2 separate regions of the Homo sapiens genome follow, and region 1 is linked to region 2. The links are chromatin loops, found by intact Hi-C in ENCODE. Cell type or tissue: OCI-LY7. All regions are shown on one strand. Each heading gives the region's core, and the rest is flanking DNA. Links, peaks and the distances in the headings are about the cores only.

What was found. Hi-C counts contacts between places; a loop is a spot of excess contacts. Peaks named below come from ENCODE experiments on the same cell type or tissue, not always from the same donor. Only the 100,000 strongest peaks of a DNase experiment are listed, where the experiment ranks them.
Region 1: a loop joins it to region 2, with 6 times the contacts of the local background. A loop is called at or near these places in 4 of 110 quality-filtered maps.

What each region holds. Positions count from the first base shown.
Region 1 is chr1:84,965,171-84,981,400 of GRCh38, reverse strand. It overlaps MCOLN2 (mucolipin TRP cation channel 2), which reads left to right. Exons shown (of 14, transcript NM_153259.4): 2 at 15,693-15,852. Among named protein-coding and RNA genes, the nearest start is that of MCOLN2, 24 kb to the left of the region's middle. RefSeq lists an enhancer at 11,470-11,549. In OCI-LY7, for the core only: CTCF peaks have their summits at 7,496 and 7,696 (motif pointing left); DNase peaks (open chromatin) are centred at 6,190, 7,480 and 9,210; H3K4me3 peaks cover 3,492 bases; H3K27ac peaks cover 3,876 bases.
Region 2 is chr1:85,019,192-85,035,421 of GRCh38, reverse strand. It overlaps MCOLN3 (mucolipin TRP cation channel 3), which reads left to right. Exons shown (of 13, transcript NM_018298.11): 4 at 1,171-1,324; 5 at 2,466-2,550; 6 at 2,630-2,726; 7 at 6,217-6,316; 8 at 9,138-9,250; 9 at 9,334-9,483; 10 at 13,022-13,123; 11 at 13,230-13,352; 12 at 14,146-14,352; 13 at 16,165-16,230. Among named protein-coding and RNA genes, the nearest start is that of MCOLN3, 21 kb to the left of the region's middle. RefSeq lists an enhancer at 7,514-7,823. In OCI-LY7, for the core only: CTCF peaks have their summits at 7,313 and 7,512; a DNase peak (open chromatin) is centred at 7,521.

The DNA of each region.
Region 1 (16,230 bases), core at 3,803-11,802, 54 kb after region 2:
GCTTCCAAATCTTAGCTATTGTGATCTGGTCTGCAACAAACATGAGAGTGCAGATATCTCTTCGATATTACTGATTTCCTTTATTTTTGGCATATACCCAGCAGTGGGATTGCTAGATCATATGGTAGCTCTATTTTTAGTTTTTTGAGGAACCTCCAAACTGTTCTCCATAGTGGTTGTACTAATTTACAGTCCCACCAACAGTGTATGAGGGTTCCCTTTTCTCAACATCCTCACCAGTGTTTGTTATTGCCTGTCTTTTGGATAAAAGCCATTTTAACTGGGGTGAGATGATATCTCATTGTAGTTTTGATTTGCGTTTCTCTAGTGATCAGTGATGTTGAGCACCTTTTCATATCCCTGTTTGTGATTTGTATGTCTTCTTTTGAGACATAACGAGTCTATTCAAGTCTTTTGCCCATTTTGCCATAACCAGATTATTAGGTTATTTTTTATAGAATTGTTTGAACTCCTTATATGTTCTGGCTGTTAATCTCCAGTTTGCAAATATCTTCTCCCTTTCTATGGGTTGTCTTTTCACTTTGTTGATTGTTTCCTTTGCTGTGCAGAAGCTTTTAAACTTGATTTGGTCCCATTCGTTCATGTTTGCTTTGGATCTGTGCTTGTGGGGTATTGCTCAGTAAATTTTTGTCCTGGAGATTTTCCCCAGTGTTTTCTTGTAGTAGTTTCATAGTTTGAGGTCTTAAAGTCTTTAATCCATTTTGATTTGATTTTTGTATATGGTGATAGATAGGGGTTTAGTTTCATTCTTTTGCATATGGATATCCAGTTTCCCCAACACCATTTATTTAAGAGACTGCCTTTTCCCCAGTTTATGTTCTTGTCACCTTTGTCAAAAATGAGTTCACTGTAGGTGTGTGGATTTGTTTCTGGGTTCTCTATTCCATTCCATTGGTCTGTGTATCTGTTTTTGTGTTTTGTATCTGTGTAATACCATGCTGTTTTGGTTAGTAAAGCTATGTGGTATATTTTGAAGTCAGATAATGTGATTCCTCCAGTTGTGTTCTTTTTGCTGAGGATAGCTTTGACTATTCTGGGTTCTTTGTGGTTCCATATCAATTTTAGGGTTTTTTTCTATTTCTATGAAGAATGTCGTGGATATTTTGATAGGGATTGCATTGAGTCTGTAGATTCCTTTGGAGTGTGGACGTTTTAACACTATTGATTCTTCCAATTTATGAACATGAAATTTCTCCATTTTTGGTGTCCTCTTCAATTTCTTTCATCAGTGTTTTACAGTTTTCATTATAGAGATCTTTCACTTCTTTGGATGAGTTAATTTCTAGGTATTTTATTTGTGGCTATTGTAAATGGGAGTACTTTTTAATTTTCTTTTTCAGATTGCTTACTCTTGCACATAGAAATGCTACTGATTTTTGTATGTTGATATTGTGTCCTGCAACTTTACTAAAATTGTTTATCAGTTCTAACTGTTTTTTAGTGGAGTCTTTAGTTTTTTTCCAAATATAAGATCATCTCATCTACAAACAAGGATAATATGACTTCTTCCTTTCCAATTTGGATACCCTTTATATCTTTCTCTTATCTGATTGCTCTAGCTAGAACTTCCAGTACTATGTTGAATAACAGTGGTGACAGTAGGCATCTTTGTTGTGTTCCAGATCTGAGAGGAAAGGCTTTCAGTTTTTCCCCATTCAGTATGATACTAGCTGTGGGTATGCTGTATATGGTTCTTATTATGTTGAGGTATATTCCTTCTATATCCAGTTTATTAAGGGTTTTTATCATGAAGCAATGTTGAATTTTATCAAATGCTTTTTCAGCATCAATTGAAATGATCATATTGTTTTTATTTTTCATTCTGTTAATATGATGCATCACATTGATTGATTTGCATATGTTGAACCATCCTTGCATCCCAGGGATAAATCCCACTTGGTCATGATGAATGATCTTTCTAATGTGTTGTTGAATTTGGTTTGCTAGTATTTTAGTTGAGGAGTTTTGCATTAATATTCATTAGAGATATTGGCCTGTAATTTTTTTTATGTGTCTTTGTCTGGTTTTGATATCAGGGTAATACTGGCCTCATAGGATGAGTTTGGAAGCATTGTTTCCTCTTCTATTTTTCAGAAAAGTTTGAGTAGGATTGGTATTAGTTCTTCTTTAAACATTTGGTAGAATTCAACAGTGAAGCTGTGATGGTTAATATGAGTGTCAACTTGATTGGATTGAAGGATACAAAGTATTGATCCTGGGTGTGTCTGTGAGGGTGTTAAGGAGATTAACATTTGAGTCAGTGGGCTGGGAAAGGCAGACCCACCCTTATTCTGGGTGGACACAATCTAATCAGCTGCCAGCTGGGCTAGAATAAGCAGGCAGAAAAATGTGAAAAGAGAGACTGGCCTAGTCTTCCACCCTATGTCTTTCTCCCATGCTGGATGCTTGCAGCCCTCAAACATCAGACTCCAAGTTCTTCAGTTTTAGAACTCGGACTGGCTCTCCTTGCTCCTCAACCTGCAGATGGCTTATTGTGGGACCTTGTGATCATGTGAGTTAATACTTAATATATGTATTATATATGTATATATGTATATGTGTGTGTGTGTATATATATATTTATACACATATACATTCCATTAGTTCTGTCCCTCTAGAGAACCTGACTAATACAGAAACCATCAGGTCCTGGGCTTTTCTATGCTGGGAGACTTCCTGTTACAGCTTCGATCTCATTACTTGTTATTGGTCTATTCAGGTTTTGGATTTCATCCTGGTTCAATCTTGGTAGGTTGTGTGTGTCCATTTCTTCTATATTTTCCAATTTATTGGTATATAGTTGCTCATAGTATCCAATAATGATGTGAATTTCTGTAGTATCAGTTGTAATGTCTCCTTTTTCATTTCTGATTTTATTTATTGGATCTTCTCTCTGGCTAAAGTTTTGTCAATTTTTTTTAGCTTTTTGAAAAACCAACTTTTTCATTGATCTTTTGTATTATTTTCTTTATTTCAGTTTCATTTATTTCTGCTCTGATCTTTATTTATGTTTCTACTAATTTTGGGTTTCGTTTGCTCTTGCTTTTCTAGTTCTATAAGATGTATCATTAGATTGTTTATTTGAAGTTTTTCCTTTTTTTTTGAAGTAGGCAGTTAAAGCTATAAAATTCTCTTTTAGTACTGCTTTTGCTGTATCTCTTAGATTTTGGTAGGTTGTGTTTCCATTATCATTTGTTTCAAGAAATTTTTAAATTTCTTTCTTAATTTCTTTCTTGACCCACTGGTCATTCAGGAGCATTTTATTTAATTTCCATACATTTGTATAGTTTCCAAAATTCCTTTTGTTATTTGTAGTTTTATTCTGTTGTGGTTAGAAAAGATACTTGATATTATTTCAATTTTGTTAATGTTTTAAGACTTGTCTTGTGACTTAATATATGGTCTGTCCTTGAGAATGATCCATGTGCTGAGGAAAAGAATGTGTATTCTGTAGCCATTGGATGAAGTGTCCTGTAAATATGTATTAGATCCATGCAGTCTATAGTGCAGATTAAGTCCAGTATTTCTTTGTTGATTTTCTGTATGGAAGATCTATCTAATGCTGAAAGTGGGGTGTTTAAGTCTCCAGCTGTTATTTTATTGGGGCCTATCTCTCTTATTAGCTCTAATAATATTTGCTTTCTATATCTGGGTGCTCCAATGTTGGGTACATATATATTTAAAATTCTTATATCCTCTTGCTGAATTGACCCCTTTATCATTATATAGTGAACTTTTTTGTCTCTTCTTATAGTTGTTGTCTTAAAATCTGTTTTGTCTGACAAAAGCATAGCTACTCCTGCTCTTTTTTGGTTTCCATTGGCATGGAATTTCTTTCTCCATCCCTTTATTTTCAGTCTATGTGTGTCTTTATAGGTGAAGTGTATTTTTTGTAGGCAACAGATCAGTGGGTTTTTTTTTCATCCATTTAGCCAGTCTATGTCTTTTGATTGGAGAGTTTAGTCCATTTACATCAATGTTATTATTGATAATTAAGGACCTACTCTTGCCACTTTATTTATTTTCTGATTGTTTTGTGGTCTTCTTTCTCTCCTTCTTTCTTGTCTTCCTTTAATGAAGGTGATTTTCTCTGGTGATATGATTTAGTTTCTTGCTCTACTTTTTGTGTATCTGTTGTATATTTTTTGGTTTGAGGTTACCATGAGGCTTGTAAATACTATCTTATAAACCATTATTTTGAGCTGATAACAACCTAACCCTATTTGCATAAACAAACAAGCAAAAAAAATAACTAATAAAAACTCTATGCCTTAACATCGTCTCCCCAACTATTAAACTTTTTGTTGTTTATATCTTATTGTACTGTCTATGTCTTGAAAAGTTGTTGTAGTTATTATTTTTTATTGGTTTGCCATTTAATTTTTCTACTTAGGATAAGAGTAGTTTACACAAGGAAGTTACAGGGTTATAATATTTTTTGTTTTTCTGTGTACTTTCTGATACCAGTGAGTTTTGTACCTTCAGGTGATTACTTATTGCTCATTAATGTCCTTTTCTTTCTGATTGAAGTACTCTCTTCAGCATTTTTTGTAGGACAGGTCTGGTGTTGATGAAATCCCTCAGCTTTTGTTTGTCTGGGAAAATCTTTTTTTTGAGATGGAGTCTTGGTCTGTCACCCAGGCTGGAGTGCAGTGGCATGATCTCTGCTCACTGCAACCTCCACCTCCTGAGTTCAAGCAATTCTCCTGCCTCAGCCTCCCCAGTAGCTGGGATTACAGGCCTGCGCCACCATGCCTGGCTAATTTTTATATTTTTAGTAGAGACGGGGTTTCATCATGTTGGTCAGACTGGTCTCGAACTCCTGACATCGTGATCCACCCACCTCGGCCTCCCAAAATGCTGGGATTACAGGTGTGAGCCACTGCACCCGACCTTGTCTGGGAAAATCTTTATTTCTTTTTCATGTTTGAAGAATGTTTTCACCAGACATACTATTCTAGAATAAAAGTTTTTCTCCTTCAGCACTTTCAATATGTCATGCCCCTCACTCTTGGCCTTTAAGGTTTCCACTGAAAAGTCTACTGCCAGATGTATTGATGCTTCATTGTATGTTATTTGTTTTTTTATCTTGCTGCTTTTAGGATCCATTCTTTAACCTTGATCTTTAGGAGTCTGATTATTAAATGCCTTGAGGTAGTCTTCTTTGGATTAAATCTGCTTGGTGTCCTATATAACCTTCTTGTATTTGGATATTGATATCTTTCTCTAAGCTTGGGAAGTTCTTTGTTATTTCCCTTTGAATAACTTTCTACTCCTGTCTCTTTTTCTTCCTCCTTCTTAAGGCAAATTACTCTTAAATTTGCCATTTTGAGGCTATTTCCTGGATCCTGTAGGCATGCTTCATTGTTTTTTATTCTTTATTCTTTTGTCTTCTCTGACTGTGTATTTTTAAATAGCCTGTCTTGGAGCTCACTAATTCTTTCTTCTGCTTGATCATTTCTGCCATTAAGAGACTCTGATACATTCTTCCTTATGCCAATTGCATTTTTCAGCTCCAGAATTTCTTTTAGATTCTTTTTAATTATGTCAATCTCTGTTAAATTTATCTGATAGAATTTTGAATTTTCTGTCTTATCTTGAATTTCTTTGAGTTTCCTTAAAAGAGCTATTTTGAATTATCTGTCTGAAAGGTCACCTGTCTCTGTTTCTCCAAGATTGGGTCCCTAGTGCCTTATTAATTCATTTGATGAGGCCATGTTTTCCTGGATTATCTTGATACTTGTAGATGTTCATCTGTGTCTGGGCATTGAAAAGTTAGGAATTTATTGTAGTCTTCACTGTCTGGGCTTTTATTATCTGTCCTTCTTCAGAAGGCTTTCCAGATATTTGAAAGGACTTGGGCATTGTGATCTAAGTTCTATCTGCTTTGGAGGGCACCCCAAGCCTAGTAATGCTGTGGTTCTTATAGACTCATGGAGTTACCACCTTGAACAAGATCTAGAAGAATTCTTTGGATTACCAGGCAGAGACTCTTGTTCTCTACCCTTTTTGTCTCCCTAACAAATGGAGTCTCTCTCTCAGTCCTGAGCCATCTAAAGCTAGGGATGGAGTGACACAAGCACCCCTGTGGCTACTACCTCTGTGACTACACTGGGTCAGACCTGAAGTCAGCACAGCACTGGGTGTTGCCCAAGGCCGGCTGTAACTACTCCCTGGCTACTTCCTGTGTCTGCTTATGGCTCTGGGGCTCTATAGTTAGCAGGCGGCAAAGCCAACCAGGCCTGTGTTCTTCCCTCCAGGATGCTGAGCTCCCCCAGGACCCTCCTGGGTCCAGAGGTGCTGTCCAGGAGTCAGGGACTACAATAAAAAACCTTAGAAGTCTACCTAGTGTTCTATTGTATCGTGCCTGAGCTGGCACTCAAATTACAAGATGCAGTTCTTCCCACTCTTCCCTCCCCTCCTCCAAAAGCAGAGGAGACCTTCCCCATGGTCATCACCACCAGAAGCCCATGGGCAGTACTGCCAGACTACCACTATGTTCTCTTAAGGCCCAAGGTCTCTTAAGTCAGCTTGTCATGAAGGTTGTCTGGCCTGAGACTCATCCTTCAGGGCAGTGGGCTCCCTTCTGGCCCACGGAAGGTCCAGAAATGCCATCCAAGAGTCAGCTCTTAGAACTGGGGACTCCAGGAGCCCACTTGTTGCTCCACCCCCCAATAGCCGAGATGAACCTGAAGCCAGCAAGTCTCAGAGGCTCACCCAAGGCCCTAGATGTAGTACCTGGGTATCGCTGCTGATTATTCAGTGCCCAAGGGCTCTTCAGTTAGCAGGTGATGAATGCTGCCAGGAATGGGTTCTTCCCTTCAAGGCAGTAGGTTCCCTTCTGGCCCAGGGTGTGCCTAGAAGTGTTGCCCAGGAGCTAGGGCCTGGAACAGAGGCATTATGACTCTGACCCTATCATGCTGTGGCTGAGCCGGTATCCAAGATGCAAGACAAAGTCCTCCCCACTCTTCTTTCTCCTCTCCTCAAGCAGAAGGAAGGGATCTTTTTTGGAGCCACTAGTTGTGCAGCCTGGGGTTAGGGGAGAGGTGATGTCACCACTCCTTTAGCCACCCTGGTAGTTTGGTAGATTGCATGCCCCTCTAGTCCACTGTTTCTGGGCCCAGTTCAGCACTAGGACTCGCCTAGAGTTGCAGTCCTTGTGGCCTAAATTGCCTTTCAAATTCACTTAGACACCCAGAGCACTTTAGCCTGCAGTGGTGAAGTTTGTGGGAACTCAAGTTCCAACCACAAGGACCTGTGATTCCCCTCTGGCTAGGGCTGGTTTAAATGTTCCCTCCGTGGGTGGGCATCAGCTGAATTTGGTCCAGTTTTCCTTTCTGCTCTAACCGGGCAGAACCGTTTACTGCCTCACAATTGCTGTGCTCTCCCTCCCACAGCATGCAGAGGCACTCTGCGCACCAGGTGGCCACTGCTGGGGCTGGGGGAAGGGTGGTATCAGTGCTTCAGGACTGTTTTTTCTACCTCTTCAGTGCCTCTTTTAGCAATACAAAGTTAAAAGCAGGTAGTGCAAGTGCTCACCTGATTTTTGGTTCTTATGAAAGTGCTTTGCTTACATAGATAGTTGTTAAATTGATGTCCTCTTGTGAGAGGATGATCAGTGGAGGCTTCTCTTCTGCCATCTTGCTCCACCTTCTGGGCTTTTGCAAGAATCTTTATGTCCTTTGCCTATTTCGCAAGGGTTATTTCCACGGAAACTAGATGATACATTCTAAAAATGCTTAAGTGGGCCCACATAAAACATAACTGGTGGGAATATGCTGAAAATCAATGGGGGTACCACCATGAACCCCCTAATTTGGGAAACTTGACAATTTCCCCAGGATGTCTCACATACCTAAGTGAAACACAGGCACCTGATGTTTTGTTTTGTTTTATTTACTTGAGACAGGATCTCCTTCTGTTGTCCAGGCTGGAGTGCAGTGGCAAAATCATAGCTCACTGCAGCCTTGAACTCCTATGCTTAAGCGAATCTACTACCTCTGCCTCCCGAGTAGCTGGGACTATAGGCATCCACCACCACACTGGGCTGATTTTAAAAAGTTTTTGTGGAGACAGAGTCTCACTATATTGTCCAGGCTGGTCTTGAACTCTTGGCCTCAAGTGATCCTCCTGCCTCAGTCTCCCAAAGTGTTGAGATTACAGACATGAGCCACTGTGTCAGTCCCATCAGATGTTACTGACCGAGTGAGGGCACCTTAGGTGTGATAGGTAACAATTCATATATTAAATCTTGGGAATTCTTTACTTCTCTATTTTCTAAATTAACACAATTAGAAGCCCTAATAGTTTCTTCTCACATACCAGTGAATGGTCTTGCATACGTCCTTGTGCACAAGGACCCCACTTTGGAGACAACTGCAGCAGGGGATAAAAACAACTTTCAGGCCCCTTGTCAAGTAGGGGGATCACATAAGCCAAAGGCAATAGCATCCTGGGCTGGTTAGCTTATTTGCTGACAAAATACCATCACTGAAACTGGTGTATTCATTTTCCTGGGGCAAAGGTCAAGAGCCTTTTTCTGTTCTCATAGGGGTTTATAACCCCAATAAGGTTAAGAATCACTGACATCTTGTTTTGTTTCAAAACTTCAGGCTTCCGTTAGACTCTTAGTCATTGTTTTGATAAAGCTGAAATTGCCCTTGATCATATGATAGCCTTAAACTTAGCCAATGTCACACAGTCCTGATTATTTGTGGAGAGAGTAGGTTTTCTTAATGCCAACCTCATAGTCCTGATTATCTGTGGAGACAGTAGGTTTTCTTAATACCTGACAGTAGCTTTGTTGTGCCTTCCTCCTGGTTTCTTACCACAGTACCAGTCTCAGCCTTCTTTTCTTTCATTTTCTATTCCAGCATCTCTGGCTTTTATTTAACCCACTGTATGGGTGGCTTTCTATTCTATTTCAGATCTTATTTTTATGCCTTCAAATACTATGCTTTTTTTCTTTGATATTTTGTTCTTTAGTGCTGCCATTATTAAGCTTATAAAAATCCAGATCATGCATTTCCTATGGGTTAATGAAACATAAATAATTCATAAAAGCTGTGATTGCTCTTATTTATTTCATGCAATTTCAATTGCATGACAGCCCTGTAGCTGATGGGTCTGTGTAATTTAGATCTTCATTGATTTCTGTTCCTTAAGTGGTTTTACGGTACAGTTACTTTCATTCTCCTGACTTATGTTACCACAAGTTAGCAGCTGTATGCTTTTCTTAAACTGTTGGTGATTTTCATTTGTGATGGAAGTTGCAGTATTTCTGCCGTCTGCTGACTTAATTTTTTTGTTTGTTTGTTTTTGTTGTTGTTTGTTTTTGTCCCCCAGGTTGGAGTCCAGTGGCACATTCTCAGCTCACTGCAACCTCTGCCTCCTGGGTTCCAAGTGATTCTTGTGCCTCAGCCTCCCGAGTAGCTGGGGTTACAGGTTTGTGCTACCATGCCCAGCTAATTTTGTATTTTTGGTAAAGACAGGGTTTCGCCGTGTTGGCCAGGCTGGTCTTGAACTCCTGTCCTCAAGTGATCTGCCTGCCCTGGCCTCCGAAAGTGCTGGGATTACGGGCATGAGCCACCATGCCCAGCCTCTGCTGACCTAATTCTTGGTTATGAAGCCTGGTTGTAATTTAAGACTCCTGTAAAACCCCCAGCCAGGTGTTCAGCATTGCAAGGTATATAGGGTAAATATGTGTTAAATAAAAGAGTGTTTTATTTCTATGATATTGTGTTGTCTCTCTCTTTCTCTGTTTTAAAATTTTTTTCCCTCTTTACTTTGCACCATTTTTATACCATTTTATTTTTGTTATAGCAATAAGATATCGTGTGTGTGTGTGTGTGTGTGTGTGTGTGTGTGTGTGTGTGTGTGTATGTCTGTTTAATACCCTTCATCTACCAGGACAAACCTACAAATGGGGAAGAGGGAGGCAATAAAGAGCCCTCAGAAAAGTAAAGTTTAGAAAGTTTATACATTTATATTTTCCTTGAAATATCAGAATTTTTAAATTTTTAAATTTTTAAATTTCATTATCTTTTCCTCCCAAATGTACATATTATTTTAAAACTTAGGTTTATTAAAAAACAGCTATCTCATCATGCACCTTTATTATTCATTATCAACTCTTTCCCCCTACATGTCTATCATTTTTTCATCAGTTGACTAGTACTAGCTTGTATTTCACTAGTTGGCTCATGTACTCTTGAGGGAAATGTTTTTCCTGCTAGTTTTTTCATTTTTCATCTTTCATATTGCTAAAAGTATTACAACTGCTCTGTAAATACCCAAATGAAACAATTATGGAAGGATAGATAGTATAAATAGTGTAACACAATGAGTGATCTCACAGTCATTATCTGCTACTTTGACCTTTTTCTTTTCTTTTTGCCTGAGACTTCTTAATAAAGTTTCTTAGGGCAATGCTAACATCAGTTATCATTTCTTGAACACTTAATGGCCACTCAGTCAAAGGAACCCAGCAGTCAGAAGAATTATTTGAAGCCTCTTGAAGCAATTGGGCTGCATCAAGCACTCTCTGTTTCCAGGGCACTCAGTGAATATTTCCAGTATAACTCTTAACTCATTGTATCATTCTTTTATCTATTCACATTTGCTCCTGGAAGGCAGGAAAATGTCTCCAGCAGAGCATGGCTCACAAGGTATTCTTTTATTTATATTTATTTATTTATGAGACTGAGTCTTGCTCTGTTGCCCAGGCTGAAGTGCAGTGGTGCAATCTTGGCTCACTGCAACCTCTGCCTCCTGAGATCAAGCTATTCTCGTGTCTCAGCTGCCTGAGTAGTTGGGATTGCAGGCGTGTGCCACCACACATGCCTGTTATTTTTTTTTTTTTTTTGTATTTTTAGTAGAGATGGGGTTTCACCGTGTTGTCCAGGCTGATCTCAAACTCCTGGCCTCAAGTGATCCACCCACCTCACCCTCCCAAAGTACTGGGATTACAGGCATGAGCCACCATGCCTGGCCAGTATTCTTTAAGTATTTGATTAAATGCCTTGTTTTGCACCACTGTTTCGAGAAAACAACTTCTTCGTCCTTCAGTTCAGTGTTTCTCACCCAGAGGCTGTGTGTGTGTGTGTTGGGGGGTGGGGGGAGTTGGGGGGTAGTTTCTATGGCTTTATTCTCAAGGGCCTGAGAATTCAGTGTACACCATTTCATATACTCTTTTTATTAAATGAAAAAGCATATTTTGAGTCATCAGGAGGGATGCTTTAGCAACACTGATCCACTACAGTGATAGCAATTAACACTAAATTCAGTATTGCTGAAACATGCCCACAGGGGCTTCTTACAGGCATGTTCTCAGGAGATCTGAAAGTTCATGTTTGAGGATGTTGCTCTCAGGCACAGTTAAGATGCACCTTTTTCTTGGAAATGCCTCCCTCAATGCGCCCAGTCACATGCCCCCGTAGCACTTACCACATCGTCTATTATGACTCTTATGGGCTTTCCCACCAGCTCTCTCACCCCTCTCTCCAGAGTCAGAACTCTGCTTCCGTAATATTTACTTATTTTACAGCATTCACGGAACTCTTTAATAATTATGCATTGACAAGTCTTTCTCTTCTACTGGACACTAAGCATGTGCAGTTCAGGGTTATTCAGCCTTGTGTACCCAGCACAGTGCTTGCTCCGCGGACTAAGTGCTCATTAAGTTGGTCAAGTTGAGTCAAGAGGTGAGTGTGTCAGGCTCAGGACAAACACATGTTTAAGGCCTTCACATTCTTTTGAATGAGACTCATTGTGGTGATTGCTTTTTCATTTCTTTTTTTTTTTTTTTTTTGAGGCAGAGTCTTACTCTGTCATCCAGACTGGAGTGCAGTGGTGCCATATTGGCTTACTGCAACCTCTGCCTCCCAGGTTCAAACAATTCTCTTGCCTCAGCCTCCGAAGTAGCTGGGATTACAGGCATGTGCCACCACACCTGGCTAATTTTTGTATTTTTAATAGAAATGGGGTTTCACTGTGTTGGTCAGGCTGGTCTCAAACTCCTGACCTCAGGTGATCCACCCGCCTCTGCCTCCCAAAGTGCTGGGATTATAGGCGTGAGCCACCGTGCCCAGCCACCTCTGGAACTTCTGACTGTCCAACTTCAAGTTAGGGTTCCCATGACTCCCTCTTTGGGTTTGAATGATTTGCTAGGGAGGCTCACAGAACTCAGGGAAACACATTTACTGGTTTATTGTAAAGGTTGTTACAAGGGATACAGTGAAGAATACATGAGGTAAGCTATGGGGAAGGAGTGTAGAGCTTCCGTGCCCTCCCCGGGTACAACACCCTCCAGGAACTGCCATGTGTTCCGGAAGCTCTCCCAACCCTGTCCTCTTGGGCCTTTTATGGAGACTTTATTGGATAGGTATGATTGACAACCATGTAGAAATGTGACTGGACAAAAAGGGTATGAACAAACACTAATAGACTGCATGAGGGAAACCCAGCAAGGCCTGTCTGTTCAGATCCTTCTGGCCTCTCTGTGCAGCCTTCCTTCTTCCAGGGTTTGGGGCAGGACCCCTTCTGAAATGGGAGTCTTGTGACCTACAATCAGACAGGGTAGGTCAGAGAATTTTTTTATGGCTGGCTCCTACACAGCAAGGTGGGGAAGATGCCTGTCTTTGGGACAAGAAGGAGCAGGTTAAAGGAGATCAGGAGAAGGTCAGAGAGATTATGTTTTCTGAGGCCTGCTCATGAGGCCTTAAGGCGCCTCAACAGTATAACAAAAGCTATGGGAGTTATGAGCTAGGAGCTGCGGACAAAAACCAACATGTATGTATGTCATAATATCACAGATGGTAAGCATGGTTATTTTCTAATGTGTCTAATTTCCAATATGCTTAGTCCTGTTTCTGTTTTTAGTCTGTTTTATGTCACTTGGTTTCCTCATGTGCTTAGTTATATTTAACTACCTGTTTGTCATTGTGTTTTATAAGTTATTTATTAGAGTGCCAAGTCTTAGGATGAACCTAAGACACAGAGTTCTGTGGGTGTTTCCGGGGATATGAAGAACAGTTCCAGTCTGGGTCCTCCAGAACCAAGCAGGCCCACAGTTTGAAGTTCCCTGGCTCACCCAGGTGTAAGGCTCAAAGGTTTATGAGCCTTATTTAATCATGGCCTGGTTTATGGGCATTCTTTATCAGGATGGGTCTATTTTTAAATTTCCTTTTTCTTTTCTTTGATTTGGAACCACTCTGGCCTTCTCTGTAGTCCTATAAATTTGAGGACAGGCAGTTTTGATGCCTTTGGGCCTAGAATCTTGGCTCTCTTGTTCCCGTTTCCTGAGGCCACAGAACGGAAGCTGAGTGTACTTGAATGGTGGCAACTGGCTGTTACTCGTGTAGGTATCCCCCAAGATTGACCCAGGAGTTCTTGCTCTCCTTAACTCTTCAATCTTTTAAAGGTACTTCTTCACCCTCCTCAAGAAGAATGTATTGTATCTAGGATTTTTCTTTTCCTTCCTTCCCTCCCTCCCTCTCTCCTTCTCTCCCTTCTTCCTTCCTTCCCTCCCTCTCTCCCTTCTTCCTTCCCTCCCTCCACTACTTTCTCTCTCCTCCCTCCCTCTCTCCTTTTTCTCCTTCCCTCCCTCCCTCTCTCCTTTTTCTCCTTCCCTCCCTCCCTCCCTCTCTCCTTCCCTCCTTCCTTCCCTTCTCTTCTTCTCTCCCTCTTTCCTTGCTTTCTCTCTTTCTTTCCTCTTTTCCTTCCTTTCCAGCATGATAGTTCTGAATAACTTAGCCCACTAATACTAGAAACAGGAGATTTAAAAATCTATTTAGAAATAGTAAATTATTAACAACTGACAATAAGCTTTAAAATGGGCATCCCCTTTTAGGATTCTTTTAGATTCGTCAGTCAAGGCAGATAACATAGATCATCAGTCAGTATAAAAATATGTCACTTACATATTTCCAGTAAACAGAACCTTAAAAAATGACCCACAAGTATAAAACCTTTCCAAGAAATGAGTAACTTGAATGATTAGCCTAACTTACTAGAATTTATTCTTTACCCTTACCATCAAGATACTTCCTAAGGCAAGAAGTCAAACTCAAACTGGCTTAAGCCATGAAGGGTATTTGTTGACTCAAATGGAAAGACTTGGGATGGATTACTTCAGGAATAGCTGGATCCAGGAATTCAAATATTGTCATTAGGCATAGTGCCTGTCTACCTGACCTTCAGTCTCTGACAAGCTCTCCTTTGGTGGTGAGATGGATTTTAGGAACTCCGGACTCACAGTCTATGCTTGAAGTCACTGATCTCCAAACTTTGTTGATTATGTACCCAACAGTAAAAGTTGAGCATAATAGTCCCAATGTGTATATATTTCTTTATATATGATATGCTACTGGATACTACTTTTATGTGTTATATAATGTATATTCTTTGTTATGGTGTACATATGCTGTAAGTTATATTGCTGTGTTGTATGTATATTCTATGTTGTACTAATTATGGAGTTCAATTTTTAGTTTTTAATATAAATAATAAAATAGAAATACTAATATTTTTTATACTCCCAATGGATTGTTTTCGGCACTCCACTTTGGGGACTACAATAACAGTCCTGTGAACCATGTCTCATTGGTTCTTTTTGGCCTACCTTGAGTCATGTGCCCATTCCTGAGTCCAGAGTCCTTGAAATAGTAAAAGCAAAATTTTATTAATATAAAGTGACAAATATCTGAGTAGGCTTAAATAGAGAGATGCTATTTATCTTTTTGAAGCTATTTATATTCTGGAATCATATAATCACTGATATTTTATCCAAAAAAGGAGTCATAGTCCTTCTCTCAGTACAGAGTTACAGAACAAAGATTCTCTTCTTCCATAACAATCTAATTCCGTTTGTTTATACTAATTTTCTGTAATGTCATACCTGGAGTATCATGAAAATGTCCTGTCTGGTTTTTGTTCATATACTCACTCACTTACAATTCATACACACACACTCACACAAACATAAACATACATACTTTCTGTAGTGACAGATGAATGCTCTATGTTAAGATGTAGGAATTGATGAGTCTTGTAAGTAAAATCCAATTTTTATAATTCTTGAGATTGACCATTTTGTTTTTTTTATTTTGTTTTTAAATTTTAATTTTTTTGAGAGGGAGTCTCGCTCTGTCACCCAGGCTGGAGTACAGTGGCGTGACCTTGGCTCACTGCAACCTCCATCTCCTGGGTTCAAGCAATTCTCCTGCCTCAGCCTCCCGAGAAACTGAGATTACAGGTGCCCGCCACCATACCCAGCTAATTTTTGTATTTTAGTAGAGATGGGGTTTCACCATGTTGGTCAGTCTGGTCTCGAACTCATGACCTCAAATGATCCACCCGCCTCGGTCTCCCAAAGTGCTGGGATTACAGGTGTGAGCCACCACGTCTGGCCGAGATTGGCCATTTTGAACAAGATGGGTGGCTGTGTGGAAAGGTAGGAGGTAGAAGGTCTGGAATAATTTTTCATGTAGTTTTAGAAATGGGAGAACCTCCCTGCCATAACTAGAGTTGCTTTTTTATTTTGTGTTCATAAAGAGGCTTTTCAGTATATGACATGCCATATGTACCAACTCAAGTTTAGGGAAAGCAAGTTACTTCAAAAGGAACTGAGGGAGAGGCTTTCCTGGATATTTAAAATTAATCTTCTGTGGCAGAAATGCAATGGCACATCGTGATTCTGAGATGAAAGAAGAATGTCTAAGGGAAGACCTGAAGTTTTACTTCATGAGCCCTTGTGAAAAATACCGAGCCAGACGCCAGATTCCGTGGAAACTGGGTTTGCAGATTTTGAAGATAGTCATGGTCACCACACAGGTAACCTATCTTATTATTTCATTTGGTTTTTCCCTTACCACAAGACAAAACTCTTTTCATGTGTTCTGTACTTGACTTTTGTTCTGAAAAGCCCACACTCAAGTTCATAAAACTAAAATTATATTGACTCTGGAGAGCAGAGGCTAGGTTGAAGTTCTGTTTAGAAGACAACCTTGTCATAGTAAGAGATCCTGAGGGCCTCTCTGTACAGATTCTATAAATGCTGAATAAATGCAGATCTGTGGGGAGGGGTTTCTATATCTGAGTGACACACATTTGTGTTCTGGAACTCTCTATTAAACACAGCTTATTCAAATATACTTCCAAAATCTGCATTTTTTTGTCTTCAGACTTATAGAATCCTAAGTTTTCCTTTTA
Region 2 (16,230 bases), core at 3,818-11,817:
ATGTAGGCAGATTGTCATCCATGTGTGGTATTCAGTGGAAAGGTCAGAGCTGAAGATGCAAATTTGGAAGCTGTCAGCATAGAGGTGGTATTTGAAATATGGGACTGGTTGAAGTCAGCTGTGGAGAGAATGTGGATAGAGGTCAAGGCCTGAACCCAAAGATAGGCCAAAATATAGAGGTTGGCAGTGGGAGGATTTCAGCAAAGGAGACCAAGAAGAAACAATCAGTGTCCCAGAAGTCAAGTAAAGAAAGTATTCCGTGTAGGAGGAGCATTCAACTGCATCAAATACCATGGAGATGTCAAGTTATAGGAGGACTGAGAACTAGGCATCAGATTTGGTAATACACTGCTCATTAGTGACCTTGACAAGGTCCAACTCAAAATCCATCCCATATTAGAAATTATTTTATTCATTTGTCATAGCATGCTTCACTCATATCTTTTAGCAGAATTATTTTCTATGTGTCGATCACACAAAGTTGTTCATTTCAAGAGTGACAGAATGACCAACTGTACCAGACATATTGCTCCAAAAACACTTTGTTTTGGAAACATGTCTGCAGACATCCATTAAGAATTTAAGATGACAGTTATTCCAAGGCACCGTAAGATTCTTACTTGTAAAAGTAATTTTTTTAAATGTAGAGGACCCACTAGGATAGGCAATATTGGTATAAAGGTGATTAAATTATAATCTTGCAAAGATAAAGGTTAAACCAATACTTTCTTTAAAAAAGGTTTTGCTGGCTAGCCTATAATAATTGTATCCCACTTCTTATACTACAGTGTTAAAGTAGAACTCTGACCTTACAGGAGATAGTTTAAAGATAAATATGTATTTACATTGAATATCACCTGAATTAAACATAATTCTTTAAGGGAGGAAAGAAATGCAAAGAGTATGTGGCTTCAGACTTTAATTTTACAGATCAGGAACTAGAAGGTCAGAAAGTTTGTCACAGAAATGAGGCTTGAATCTAGAACTCTAATTTGTGAGTGCCCTTTGCCTTCCTAGTGCACAGCAGCAAGTCACTTACCCTGTTTATCAAAGTGAATGTCTCTATCCCAAGGGAACCTGCCAGGATCAGAGGTGGGGAGGGAGGGGAGTTATGGCTTCACTCCTGCCCTGGCTGGCATTCCCATTTTCTGTTTCTCATTTTGGTTGAAGTACTTGCAGCTATACAATGTCTCCGTTGGGAATCATGCTTATGAGAACAAAGGTACCAAGCAATCTGCTATGGCAATCTGTCAGCACTTCTACAAGCGAGGAAACATCTACCCTGGAAATGATACCTTTGACATCGATCCAGAAATTGAAACTGGTGATGTTCTTCTATAACCTAGAACCTCAATTTTTAACACCTCAATTTATATTTAAAATTAGTAATTTCATCTTTGAAAACATTGATTTGGTCTGTGATATTAGGACATAGTAAGAATGATATACGAGTTATTATGTGTCAGGTACTGTTCTGAGCCCTTTACTATAACTCAAGAATCCTCAAGGAAACCCAGCAAGTCAAGGATTATTATTATCCCCTTTTATAGAAGACTAAATTATGGCTCAGAGAGTTAAATGATCTGCCAAAGATGGAGCTAGAAGAGGCAGTGCTGAAATTGGGCTCAGGCTGTTTGTGTTCTTAGCTATCGTATTCCACCATCTCTTGTGCAGGATATGCCAGTGAAGTATTAATAGATAGATATAATGTTTGTAAAACATTATGCTTGCAAACTCTTGGTATATATAAAACTCTCCTGCCCCAATACCACTTCACTATCATGCATCTTTGGGGGTAGATTGAAGGGGAGGAATGAAAATCAGAACATGGAATAGCATGGCGTATTCTTCTTAGCAAAGTTCTATTTGCAATTATGCCTAAAATATTAGCTTAGGTCATTGAGTTAAAAAATAAGTATTGAAATACTTTTAACAACAGCCACTAGGATTTTTTTTTCTAGAGATAATACTGATAACAGTACTGAAAGGGAAAACTTTCTAAAATGCTGTCTTCCTTTTTTGGTGTGTGTGTGGGATGTCTATTGAAGAAACATTGTTAGTGCATAATATTTTAAAAATAGATCCCTCAAACTGCTTAGAAAATATTACTGTAATTACTGCAAGTGCTTCAAATCCTATGCTTAGGATACAAAAAGGGGGAGGGACTCAAAGTTTATCTAGGCTTAAAAACGAAGACAGCATTTATATAACATTAATGAAATAGAGTTCAGATCTTTGTCTAGCCTCCATCCACTCCAGAAATGTAGCCACTTAGGTCTTAAAAACACATGAGTCACGGTAACCATGTGGTATCAATGTTTATTTAGCTTTTAAAATTTTAATTCAGAAAAATAATAGAATCTGAAAAATAATAGAATCTGAATAACTGGTCTTAAATGTATCAGCCTTTCAAAATGCAGTCTTATTTAAGTACTGTATCATGTTTTTGTTCCTTTCTATGGCAGAGTGTTTCTTTGTGGAGCCAGATGAACCTTTTCACATTGGGACACCAGCAGAAAATAAACTGAACTTAACACTGGACTTCCACAGGTGAGGGGAGCAGACAGGAGTGTAACTTACGTTTGCACGTATATATTGCCACAGAACTAAAATCACCTCTGTTTTCTAGACTCCTAACAGTGGAGCTTCAGTTTAAACTGAAAGCCATTAATCTGCAGACAGTTCGTCATCAAGAACTCCCTGACTGTTATGACTTTACTCTGACTGTAAGTGTGGGCCAGGCTGAATTTGGTTCCAGTCTGGAGAAAAATTGTTTTATCTGGTAATGTTTCATATCCTTGGATTACGGTGTGATAAAAAAATATAGGATGTTTTCACTTGAATGTGCATAAGGGAAGCATTGATACATCTAGCTCTATTTTGCTATAATAACAAGTTTACTTGTTAGTTATGTCTTCTACACCTCTGTATAAGTTCTAGAAAAGCAGGGACCTTGTTTTGTTCACTACTATTTCCAGTACCACGAACAGTGCCTGGTATAGATTTTCAAACCCAAAAGGAATAGGTGTTTTTAGGTTCTGTGTGGTTGGCTCTCAGCAATCTATGGCTGGCTGTCAGCTAAAGGTTACTGCCAAGGGTTCTTGTTACTTAGTGTCTTCACCATGGATGTTTCCATGTTTGGGGTTTGTAGTATACATCTTTAACTTATTACAGTCTACCTTCAAGTTATACCACTGCACACAGTGTAAGAACCTTACGACAATGTACTTCCATTTCTCCCATCTTGGCCCTCATGCTATTGTGGCCATATAATGTATTTCTACATGTGTTATAAACCCACAATATATGTTATTAATCTCTCTCTCTCTCTCTCTCTTCTTTTTTTGAGACAGAGTCTCGCTCTGTCACCTAGGCTGGAGTGCAGTGGCGCGATCTCGGCTCACTGCAAGCTCCGCCTCCCGGGTTCACGCCATTCTCCTGCCTCAGCCTCCTGAGTAGCTGGGACCACAGGCGTCCGCCACCATGCCCGGCTAATTTTTTGTATTTTTTTTTAGCAGAGACGGGGTTTCACCGCGTTAGCCAGGATGGTCTCGATCTTCTGACTTCGTGATCCACCTGCCTCAGCCTCCCGAAGTGCTGGGATTACAGGCGTGAGCCACCGTGCCCAGCCTATTTTTTCTTTAAACAGTCAATTATCTTTTAAAGTGATTTAAATAATAATAAAAACATTTTTTTATTTGCCCATGTAGCTACCATTTCCAGTGTGCTTCATTCTGTGTGTAGCTCCCAGTTTGTATCTGGTATTATTTTCCTTCTGCCTGAAGGGCTTCCTGCAACATTTCTTACAGTGCAGGTCTGCACTTTCAGCTTTTGTATGTTTAAAAAAGTATTTTGCCTTCCTTTTTAAAGTTCTTATTAGCATCTTTTAAATAAAAATTTTACGAATACGTATTTATGGGGTACAGGTGATATTTTGATGCCAGCATTCAGTGTGTAATGATGAAATAAGGGTAATTGGGACAACATTCACCACCTCAAATATTTACCACTTTTTTATGTTGAGAATATTCTAAATCTACTCCTCTATTTATATTGAAATATAAAATAAATTATTAACTATAGTTGCCATATTGTGCTACTAAACACTAGATCTTATTTCTCCCATCTCACTGTATTTTTTTTTTTTTTTTTGAGATGGATTCTCGCTCCATTGCCAGGCTGGAGTGCAGTGGTGTGATCTTGGCTCACTGCAACCTCTGCCTCCCGGGTTCAAGCGATTCTCCTGCCTCAGCCTCCGGAGTAGCTGGGACTACAGGCACACGTTACCACGCCCAGCTAGTTTTTGTATTTTTAGTAGAGATGGGGTTTCACCATGTTGGCCAGGATGGTCTTGATCTCTTGACCTCGTGATCCACCCACCTCGGCCTCCCAAAGTGCTGGAATTACAGGCATGAGCCACCGTGCCCGGCCCTCACTGTATCTCTATACCTATTAACGAACTCTTATTTATCCCCCACGCCTCCCCAATACCCTTTCTAGCCTCTGGTAACCATTATTCTATTCCAAGCCTTCCTTTGCTAAAGGTAGTTTCCTTGGCTATAGAATTGTAGGTTGACTGTTTTTTTCTTTAGCACTTTAAAGATGTTGCTTCTAGCTTGCATTATTTCTAATGAGAAATCTGCTGTCATCTTTATCTTTGTTCTTATCTATGGGATGTTATTTCCCATCTGTTGGCTTTTAAATTTTTCCTTTATCTCTTACTTTAAAACAATTTGATTGTGAAATGCTTTGATGGTGTTTTCTTAATGTTTCCTGTGTTTAAGGTTCATTGAGCATCTTGGATCTGTAGGTTTATAGTTGTCATTATATTTGATATTTATTCAGCATGATTTTCTTAAAATATATTTGTCACTTCCCCCCACCTTTTCAGAGATTCAGAGACAAAAACGTCTGTATTTGGTTACTTGGAGTTGTCCCATAGTTCAGTAATGATCTGTTTGTTTTATGTCTCAGTTTTTTTCAGTGTGTTTCATTTTGGATATTTTCTGTTGCTATATTTTCAAATTCACTGTTTTTTCTTCTGTGCTATCTAATGTTTTCTAATCCCATCCATTATTTTTCTTCTTTCTTTGGGATTCAGTTTACTGAGATGTGATTGACATTAAGTCCCAGTTTTTTACTCAATAGATATTTAGTGAGCACCTATTATTTGTACAAGTTGGAGGCCCTTTGTGTAGGAAAAGCATGGCTTCTCCGTAGCAAGGATTTCTGACTCAATCAAGTAACACTGAGCGTCCTCCTTGCACGAGGCCATAGGCTGGGTCTTGCAGCCGTTAGGGATATGGGCAGACACTGACTGTGCCCTCAGTTGCTTGTCAAAGAAAGAAGCTTACAATCCCTCATGAGGAGAAATACAGTGGTTGAACTTTTAAAAGTCATTTGAAATCTTATATTTGAAGTGTTTCTGATTACCCCATATGGAGAAGCTTCAATACAATTTATTTAAATGACAAAGTTTTCAAAGAACTTTTTTTCTTCAGGACTTGAGAGAAAGAGAAGAGGCAGAAATGAAACGGATTGATTTTCTTGCCTTGCCTTCCCTGTCCTTGCATAAGGAAGACAGTAGGAAAACTATGGAAGGTGTTCTGGCCTAGCTTTGTCCTGCTTGGCCCCTGGTGTCCTGAAGTGGTTATTCTTGAAGCAAGATGTGACTGTTGACTCCCTGTCACCAAACCCTTTATAATACATGTAGTGCCAACGTGACTAAGAAATCTAGGCCCAGAATAAAAATCAAAAAAGCTCCACTTGAAATGTCTCAAAGCAGAAATAATGAGCCTTTGTATTAGTAAGAATTATAGCAGCACTAAAAATCTACCCCTAACTGAGGTCCTGCCGGAATTTGGGAGAAAGCACAGTTGTACCAGTTCTTGCTCACATGAAGAAGGTATCTGGAGGTACTTAGAACAGAGAGCAAGAGGAAGTGCTCTTGTTATATAAGTTCTTTGGAGTGGAAATGCTGCCCTAGACATATAATGTTTTAGAGACTACAGGGTCTCTGTAGAAGATCTAGTTCATCGTTCTCATTTCACAGAGAAATGAAGAGAACTTCCCATGGTTGAACAGAATTAGCAACAGATCAGAGTTGAGAATCTGGGTCTCCTGTCCCCTTGAAAGAATTGTTTCCTAATTAATGTGTAGAGGTTTCTTGGCTCCAAAACTATAAGTATGTTTTTGACTGTTTTCCTGTCTTCACAGATAACATTTGACAACAAGGCCCATAGTGGAAGAATTAAAATAAGTTTAGATAATGACATTTCCATCAGAGAATGTAAAGACTGGCATGTATCTGGATCAAGTAAGTGATGCGCATTACTAGTTTTCAGAATGGTTATTAAATAATGTAAAATGGTTATTAAAATAGCACCCTCTGGATATCTAGAACAACAAATAGAAGATTAGACCATTTTCAAGTCCCTAAACCTCTACAAGTAGATCAACTCTGATGTTTCAGGCAATATGTGAGTCATGAATAACTGAAATGGCCTTCCTCTCCTTGTGCCCTCACTTGCCCACTCCTGACCAAGAATGTACTCACAGTCCCCCGCCACCAAAACCCTACATACATCTTCCCAGACCAACACTTACCGAGTGCATGCTGTGTACCTACTTCCACCTTAGTTTTCTTCATTTTAATATTTTTAAATGCCCTTAAGATAGGGAGAATCCTTATTTTTACAGATGAAGAAACTAAGGCTCAGAAGCCAGGGGCAAGTCAGGTAGGATGTGACCCTGCAGCATCCCACATATTATGATTGTCTTCAGTCCATTTAAAAGTGTACTGAAAGAGGAAAGGATCTACTCTTAGAAATATGGACAAAAATTCAGGTGTAGACCAAATACTGTCAAGAATTTTGGAGCTGAACTGGAGAGAATTGCCTGGAAAGAATTTATCTAATTTTCTAGTCTCTCATAAGTGACATAATGGTACATCGTACTGGACTTAATGGTCGCTAGATGAGGAGTTCTCAGATTCTAATCAGCAGAAGAATCATCCTGGGTACCTGCTATGATGCAGTTTCCCCAGCTCTATGCAAGCCAGTAGGTCTGGGGTGGGGCCTAGAAATGTGTAAATAGTCCTTACTCAGACTATACTTGGATAATCACAGTTCTAAAGTTTCTTACTAATTGATTTGCCAAGTTCAGACGTAATAATGAGATAGAGTAAATAAAATGAAATTTTGCCATGATAGTATTTTTTTCACTAATAGGTAACTTCAAATATATGAGGCTCTTGAGTCACATTTGAAACATAAGCCTGTTTTGTCATCTGTATACTTTATAATCATTCTCCACAAACACCAGAATGAGGAAAATGACAGCATACACAAGTGTCTGGCACCTAGGCATTCTCTCAAATGTTTGTTTCTTAATTTGTAAGTTTCTCTAAAGTCAATTTAGACATTTATGTAGTAATTATGCTCCTTGGCAGATACTAATGGGATGCTTCATCACAGAGCTAGTTTTAAGTACTTTCTTTTTTTTGTCAGCAGAGAGCAGTCTAACTTGTTAAATAGAGACAAGCTCTGTGGCAGTGTACAATGGCTGACACCTCTGCCCACCTCTCTCCATTGGCTCCACGCATGGTGGCCAGGACTTCGCACTTTCGATTCTCCAAAATCTCCATAAGGGTGGCTCTTTCTTATCACTCAGGTTTCAGCTAAAACCCCCTGCTCCCTCAGTGAGGCCTTCCTTTACTATGCAATATAAATCAACCTCTCTGCTTCCACATTGCCCGACACTAACCTCCCTCATATAGAGCAGTAGGTCTCAAACTTTAGCATCACCTGGAGGGCTTGCAGAAACCCAGTTTCTGATTCAGTGGGTCTGGAGTAGGACCTGAGAATGTGCATCTCTAACAAGCTCCCAAAAAATGCCAAGAACCACTGACATAGAGTGATGGACACTGGAAACAAACTGCACAGATTTTCCCCCAGCTCTTTCACTGACTAGCCCTGCAACTGTGGGGAAATCATGTGACCTCTCTGTGCTTCAGGTTTCTCGCCTGCAAAGTGGGGATAATCATGCTTACCTCATTGGAGTTGCTGTGAAGATCAAATAGGTTAACACATATAAAGTGTTTAGAGCTATGTTTGGCAAGAAATGTGCTCAATACATGTTAGCTATTGTGATTTATCTTCTTTCTATTACTTACTCCTATCTGAAAGTATTTTGTTATGTGTTTGTTTACTTCTTTGTAGTAGAATAGAAGTTCCACAGATCAAGGGCCTTGTCTATCTTGTTCACCACTGTATCCTAACATCTAGAAAAATGCCTGACACATAGTGAATGCATAATAAATATTTTATACCTAGATAAGTACATTTTAATAGAATATGCAGGGAGATGGGCCTGGGCATGGTGGCTCATGTCTGTAATCTCAGCACTTTGGGAGGCTGAGGTGAGAGGATCACTTGAGACCAGGAGTTCAAGACCAACCATGGCAACAAAGTGAAACCCTGTCTCTACAAAAAAATTAAAAATTAGCCCGGTATGGTGGCATACCTATAGTTCCAGCTACGAGGGAGGCTGAGGAAAAAAAAAAAGAATATGCAGGGAGGTAATTGTATTAAGAACAAAAGACTACAGGCTTATAATTAAAGATCTTGGAATGATAGTTGTGGTGATTTTTCTTTTTTTTTTTTTTGAGATGGAGTCTCGCTCTGTCACCCAGCCTGGAGTACAGTGGCATGATCTTGGCTCACTGCAAACTCCACCTTCCAGGTCCACGCCATTCTGCTGCCTCAGCCTCCCAAGTAGCTGGGACTACAGGCGCTCACCACCATGCCCGGCTAATTTTTTTGTATTTTTAGTAGAGACAGGGTTTCACCGCATTGGCCAGGATGGTCTTGATCTCCTGACCTTGTGATCCGCCTGCCTCGGCCTCCCAAAGTGCTGGGATTACAGGCATGAGCCACCACACCCAGCCTCAGTTGTGGTGATTTTTTAAAAGAAAGACTTTTGCCCTTCTTCAAATACTAATTGGAAGACCGTTTATCAGGGCTTCTTTGTTGTCTTACCAGAAAGAATGCTTGAATTATTTAAATGATTCTAAAAAGAAGATGTCACCATATTAATGTCCCACTACATAAGCACTATGTAATCCTCTTTGCTTTCAGTTCAGAAGAACACTCATTACATGATGATCTTTGATGCCTTTGTCATTCTGACTTGCTTGGTTTCATTAATCCTCTGCATTAGATCTGTGATTAGAGGACTTCAGCTTCAGCAGGTAGGGAACGTTGCTTTCTAGGAATGCTACTGACATTTTGATTGACAGAGACATTCACTGTGCCTCCCCTCTTTTCCCTAAAGGAGTTTGTCAATTTTTTCCTCCTCCATTATAAGAAGGAAGTTTCTGTTTCTGATCAAATGGAATTTGTCAATGGATGGTACATTATGATTATTATTAGTGACATATTGACAATCATTGGATCAATTCTAAAAATGGAAATCCAAGCTAAGGTAATTTTTTTCCTAATCATGCTATTGTTAGTGTCAGATTTGCACTAATGGTAATGTATTTTTCCAGAATGTAAGAATTTTCAGAATGAATTGTTTCTTCCAAACTGTATATCAAGTAGACTTGAAATTGGTAATGGTAATTTTCTTAAATCTAGTCAGGAGGTCTCTTAGGCAGAGTTTTTCAAAGTGTGATCCACAAACCATTGCATCAGAATCATTGGGTGCCTGGTAAAGTGTACCATGTTAGACCTACTGAATTCAGACTCTTCGGCGGGGCCTGTGAATTCTTACACACACCAAAATTCATACACAACCAAGGTAACTAAGGTAAGAGTTTTTTTTTTTTTTTTAATCTTACAAGAAATGCTCGAATCTTTAACAAAAATGAGTGGGGCTATAGGGGAAAGTGAGGTCAAGGCACTATGGTGTGCATGCTTGCATTTGTTTCCTCCGTCCATTCAAAGTGAGAATGCTCCCATTTTCTTACTTTACCATTGATGTGCTACAAGCTTATTTATTTTAAGACTAACCTAGCCTAAAAATCAACTGTCCCCACAAAATAAAAATCACATTAAAAAAACTAATAGTGTTCAGACTAATCTTGCTCAAACTTATGTTTCCCTAGTCTTGATGCAACTGATTGAGTCACCTGGGGAGTTGGTTATAAACCTGGGCAGAGACCCCAAATGCAATGGCTCAGAGAAGATAGGAGCTTATTTCTGTCTTATGCAATAGTCAGAATGGGTTTTACAGACTGGTGAGTAGCTCAACATCTCACAGTCATTCAGGCACCCATGTTCCTCCCATTTTGTTTCTCTGCCACCCCTTAAGGACTTGCCCTGACTGCATGATTATTGCCGTGTTGCCTCAAACAGGTTGCAGCTTATGGGAAGCAAAAACACGGTATGGTAGAAGCTCTCCCATAGACTGATGGCTTGGCTCAAGAGTGGCCGACTTTATTTCTGTACATATCCCACTGGATAGAATTTAGTCAATCCTAACTGCAGAGGGAGCCAGGGAACACAGCCCAGGCATGTGCCTAGGAAGGGGAGAATGGGTTTAGGTTGACACTTAGCAGCTGCCACTATATGTGGCTATAGTATGTATCATTGGAATAGATGTTTAACTTTAGGGACAAATAAAAAACCAAAACAAAAAAAGGAGTAAGGGGAGAGATTTGCAGCAAATCTTTATTTTTACCAACCTCAACTATCATTAATTTCAGTGAACCCTAAATGGTATCCAACAAAATATCTTTCTAGACCATTCACCGTCTCTGCCTCATAGATGATCATATCATGTTTTCTTCTCTTCTGAAACCTCTAATACCCTTGTCCTATCCTCATTCTAAGCTGATGACCTTACTTCCTATTTCACAAAAATAATAGAAAAAAAAAACAGAATTTCCACAAACCCCCACCTAATTTATCTGCCTCCTGCCATCAGTGCCAATATACTGTGCTTTTCTTCTGTGGATACATTATTTAGGCCACTATTCAGGGCCAACCCCTCCACCTGCCTACTAGAGGCCATCACCACTTGTTTATTCAAGGGCACAGCTCCAGGTAGTTTTCCTTCTCTTGGGGATCATCAGTTTCCTTCTGTCTACCAGGTCATTCCCATTAGCATGTTTTTGCCGCTTTTCTTAAGAGATAATATCTCAACCCTAATTCCTCCCGCTAACTTACTACCATCATTTATTTAGTAAAATATCTCAAAAAAGTAGTTAATCTTGTTGTTTCTGATTCTGCTCCTCCCCTCCCCCACCTGTTTTTTTTAAGAGACAGGATTTCACTCTATTGCCCAGGCTGGAGTGCAGTGGCGCGATTATAGCTCACTGCAGCCTCAAACTCCCGGGCTCAAGCAATCCTCCCACCTCACAGCCCCCCAAAATCTCATTCTTTCGGTGTCTGTTCCAATCAGGCTGCCCTGCCACTCCAAGGAAAGTGTTCTTTTCAGTGTCCTCTCATGCTGATAAGTCCAATAACCAACTATGTACCCTCATGCTGACCTAGCAGCAGCTTTGAATACTGCCAAGCACTCCCTTTTTGTTGACATGCTTTCAATGGACTATCACCTGGTTTTCCTCCTAAGTCACTGGCTGGTCTTCTGACTTTGCTGGTTCCCTCACATCTCACCAACCTATTAAGGTGATAATGCTTCAAGGCATAGTGCTTGGACATCTTCTCTTTTCTGCCACTGTCTTGGTAATCTCATCCTGTCCCACAGCTTAGTATCTATATGCCAATGATTCCCAAATCTATACCCCCACTTAGAATTCTTCCCTGAACTCCAGATTCGCATATCCACCATTTAGTCTATATCTCCACTTGGATGTCTGCTTTTCCTCTCAAATTTAACACACCTAAAACAGAACATCTAAAGCCCCCACCTCTGCAGTCAAAACCTGCTTTTCCCATAGCCTTTCAAATTTCGGTTAATGGTAACTCTCATCAGTTACTCAAGCCAAAAATCTTGGATTCATCACAGACTCCTCTCTTTCACTAATCTCTTCTTTCCCACATCTAATCCAAGAGGAAATCCTATTGTTCTACCTTCATTGGCCAGGCACTGTGACTCATATAATCCCAGCACATTGGGAGGCTGAGGCGGGAGGATGGCTTGAGCCCAGGAGTTCCAGACCAGCCTGGGAAACATAGTGAGACCCCATCTCTACAAAAAATTAAAAAAATTAGCAGTCAAGGTGGCATGTGTCTGTAATCCAAGCTACTTGGGAGGCTAAGGTGGGAGGATTTCTTGAGCACAGGAAGTCGAGGCTGCATTGAGCCACAATTGTGCCACGGCACTCCAGCCTGGGTGACAGAGTGAGACCCCTGTTTCCAAAAAAAAAAAAAAAAAAAAAAGAATAAAAATCACCTGGTCAACTCCACTATTACCAGCCTGGTCCAAGCTACTATCTCTCATTTATATTATTGCAATAGCATCCTCACTCCTCCAACAACCTGCTGTCAACCACAGCAGCCAACATCTGATCATATCACTTCTGTTTGTGGTTCTCAAATCTCCCCAATTGAGTTACAGTAAAAGACAAACTTGGTGAGTGCCACCTTATCTCTATAACTGTATACCCTTTCTATTGCTCACTCCAGCCAGATGCAATATCCTTGCCAAGCACCCTCCTGTCTCAGGGCCTTTGCACTTGCCAGTCCCTGTGCCTGGAAGGCTTCTCCCCTAGATTTTTGCATGACTTCTCCCTCCCTCCCTTCAGATCTTTGCTCAAATGCCTTCTTTTTAGTGTATGTAAAATGACAAACCCATACCCATTCCTTATCCCCTCCTCTGAATTTTCTCTTCAGCAATTATCAGCAGCAAGTGTCCCAAAGTTTCTATTAACTTATTTCTGTTGTCTCTTTCTTCCCTCCACTAGAATGTAAGCTTTATGAGAGCAGAGACTTTTGTTTGTTCACTGCTTTATCCTTAGCACCTAAAACAGTGCCTTACTCATACTTACCTCAATATTTATTGCCAAATGAATTTCTGCTTTATAATCTGATTATATTTTTCCACTCTCTCTTAGAGTCTAACTAGTTATGATGTCTGTAGCATACTTCTTGGGACTTCTACCATGCTCGTGTGGCTTGGAGTCATCCGATACCTCGGTTTCTTTGCAAAGTACAACGTAAGGAATTCCACGGATCTCCATGCTGTTGGTATTTCTCTCAAAGTTATTGCACTGCTTTGGCTAAAGGACAAAACCATTCTAATGGCCTCTCTTACTTTCCCAGCTCCTCATTTTGACCCTTCAGGCAGCGCTGCCCAATGTCATCAGGTTCTGCTGCTGTGCAGCTATGATTTACTTAGGTTACTGCTTCTGTGGATGGATCGTGCTGGGGCCTTACCATGACAAGGTACTGATAAACAACTTTTTTCCTGTTACTATTAAGCTTTTAGCATAGTGCCAGTGGCTTGTTATCCTTTTTCAATGAACTCCTTTTATTTTGTGATTCAGCCTTAAAATGTTGAAGGTAGTATATCTAGTGCCATATTTATAAAGTGAAAGGGTGTGACCAGCTTGAGAGAATATTTGATGTACTCAACTGTCTCACATTCTTTCTTGCAATATATCAGGTAATTAAGTCCCGTTTACCACCAGTGAAGTCAAGTTTAGTCAATTTGATTCATCGATATATCCAAAAGCAGTCTCTTCAGATAAGCCTTCTCAAAATGTGACATTATTTAAAAAGTAGCATAGGGGGAAACTTGTAGAAATATTTGAAAATTTTATTACTAGAGCTATAGTCTGGAATATTATGCTCTTATCTTAAATGAAATGAACTTTAAAATGAGATGTATGAGCATGCATGGTTGGGACCTGGGTATCTCTGCACAGGCATTTCAAGGTCTCTTTAAGGTAAAGGGCAGATGCAAGGCTTGATTCAAAAAAGCACTGAGGGTGCAGAGCAGCTCCTACATTTGATTTAGGCTAGTTTAAGAGAAAGCTGCTTGTCTCAGGAAAAAATAGTAGGCTTATTTATGTTATATGCATCACAAAGCAAATGTGTGTGGTTACCTCAGGTTATTTGTTTGAAAATGGTAGCTTGGGTTATCTGGTCCCTTTATGTTTAATACAATGTCATGAACAAAGGTCTCCAATGGGAAGGAACATGGAATAAAGTGAACTTTTCTCTTTTCTTTTTCCAGTTTCGTTCTCTGAACATGGTCTCTGAGTGCCTTTTCTCTCTGATAAATGGAGATGATATGTTTGCCACGTTTGCAAAAATGCAGCAAAAAAGTTACTTAGTCTGGCTGTTTAGTAGAATTTACCTCTACTCATTCATCAGCCTCTTTATATATATGATTTTAAGTCTTTTCATTGCACTGATCACTGATACATACGAAACAATTAAGGTAGGTTTATCAAGAGCCATAAGTAGTAGCATTGTCCTATAACTTGTAGAGTAGCAGTAAAATTCAGTACCTAATGGTAGAAGAAAAGTTGATGGAATGTTAATTTCTTCAGGATAGAGAAAAAGGACCTTATTTTTAGAAATTGATAAATAGAACTAGTGGAAAAATTGAATGTTGAAAGTCTTAGTCTCTAAGTAGTTATACTTTCTCACACAAGCTTTCTAACCTTTTATTAGAATTATAAGGGTCATTAGAAGTCTGGGGGGCAAAGAGTAAAAAACTAAATAAAGAATTATAAGGGTTAGTAGATATTGTGTGAATAAAACATATGGCATTTCAGAAAGCCAAAATATTGTGGGGAACATAAAAACTCCAATTTTCATAAAGAAAAATTGACCCCTTTGTTTTGAGTGTACTGTAACTGAGCCCATTTTCTTTGCAAGGCCCTGCAGGGCACAAGCCCAGGGGCCCAGCCTCCAGAATAGCAAAAGGATTAATGGGTCCAGTACTAGCATGTAGCTTTATACAGTCAGATACCTGAACTGAAAAGCTATTGTCATTCATATAAAATCTTTTAAAAATCAATTTGAGCCTGTTGAAATATGGAAAGGCAGAATAAATATCCATATATGTTTCAATTTCCATAACTTATACTGTTAGGTGTATTTGTGGCATAGACACTTCCACTTGGGGACTTTTCTTTCTGGGTATGAGAGGGATAAAGAAACATGAAGCCATGTGATTGGCCCTAGGGATAAAGAGAACGCCTTGGTTTGAAGCTGATAATGATGAATACTTTGCTCATGAAGCCAGGGCTGTGACTTCATCCTCACTGAACAAGATTTCAGGGACCGAATGTCCTCTTTGCTCTCATCTGCTTAGCAGATGTGTCCTTAGGATCACCAAGGCAACTGGGAAAGAATGTAGTTGTAACTTCAGATCCCTCCAAATGGTGCTCTAAAAGTTCACTGCCTCCAACTCTGCATGCAGAGAACTGTGTGTTATTCGAGGGTGACATCTGAGAGCTCTAAGGATAACATGGGTTTTCACCTTTGATGACATAAGCCTGAAACTCGTATTTTAGACGCTAACCTCTTTCCGTGGGCTCAGAGCACTTGCCAAATGGGCAAGCTAAGTTACTTCTGATCCTTTCTAATCATGGCATGTCCTAGAAATTTTAGGTCCCAAACCGATATAAATATGAGGCCCTTAAACAAACTTGCCTGGCTGGAAGACTGACTCCAAAAGGGTGTGCAGATTGGAAAGGTCCCTTACAGCATTCAGACCTTTGTCCAGACACTTGGGCCAACTCGAGAGAGTCCAAGACTGTGCTGAGGTGTTCTGGGCAAGGCCAGGGATTTCCATCCCTTGGCCTACTAGAAAACCTTGTTAATTTAGATCCACTGGGCTTCTTGTGGCCTGAACCATGTTCCTTCAAAAATGCCTGCATCACACTGGTCTGGAAGTCACAGGCCTGCAGGGCAGAGTAGTGACAGAGGTTCTCGGACTTGGGATGGGGCTAGCTCAATTCTCCCTGGAAGGACGACTCAGACTTCGACTCAGTGTGCCCATTTGGGTTTCAGTGGACCCAGAAAGAGAGCTCAGGTAGGCAGCTGCAGAATCCCAGGCCCACTTTACCTCCGCCAAACCTGAGTGACTCTAGAGGCTACATCTCCTTTGCAGGTACTCAGGAGTAACGATACTATCTCTCTAGAAAACCCCCTCCCTTGCCAAATGATCCATTTTGAATTTGGAATGAAGCTGTTTTCAAGGAGCTTATTAATAAAAGCTTTTTAACATTCTTCTGTTTAGCAATACCAACAAGATGGCTTCCCAGAGACTGAACTTCGTACATTTATATCAGAATGCAAAGATCTA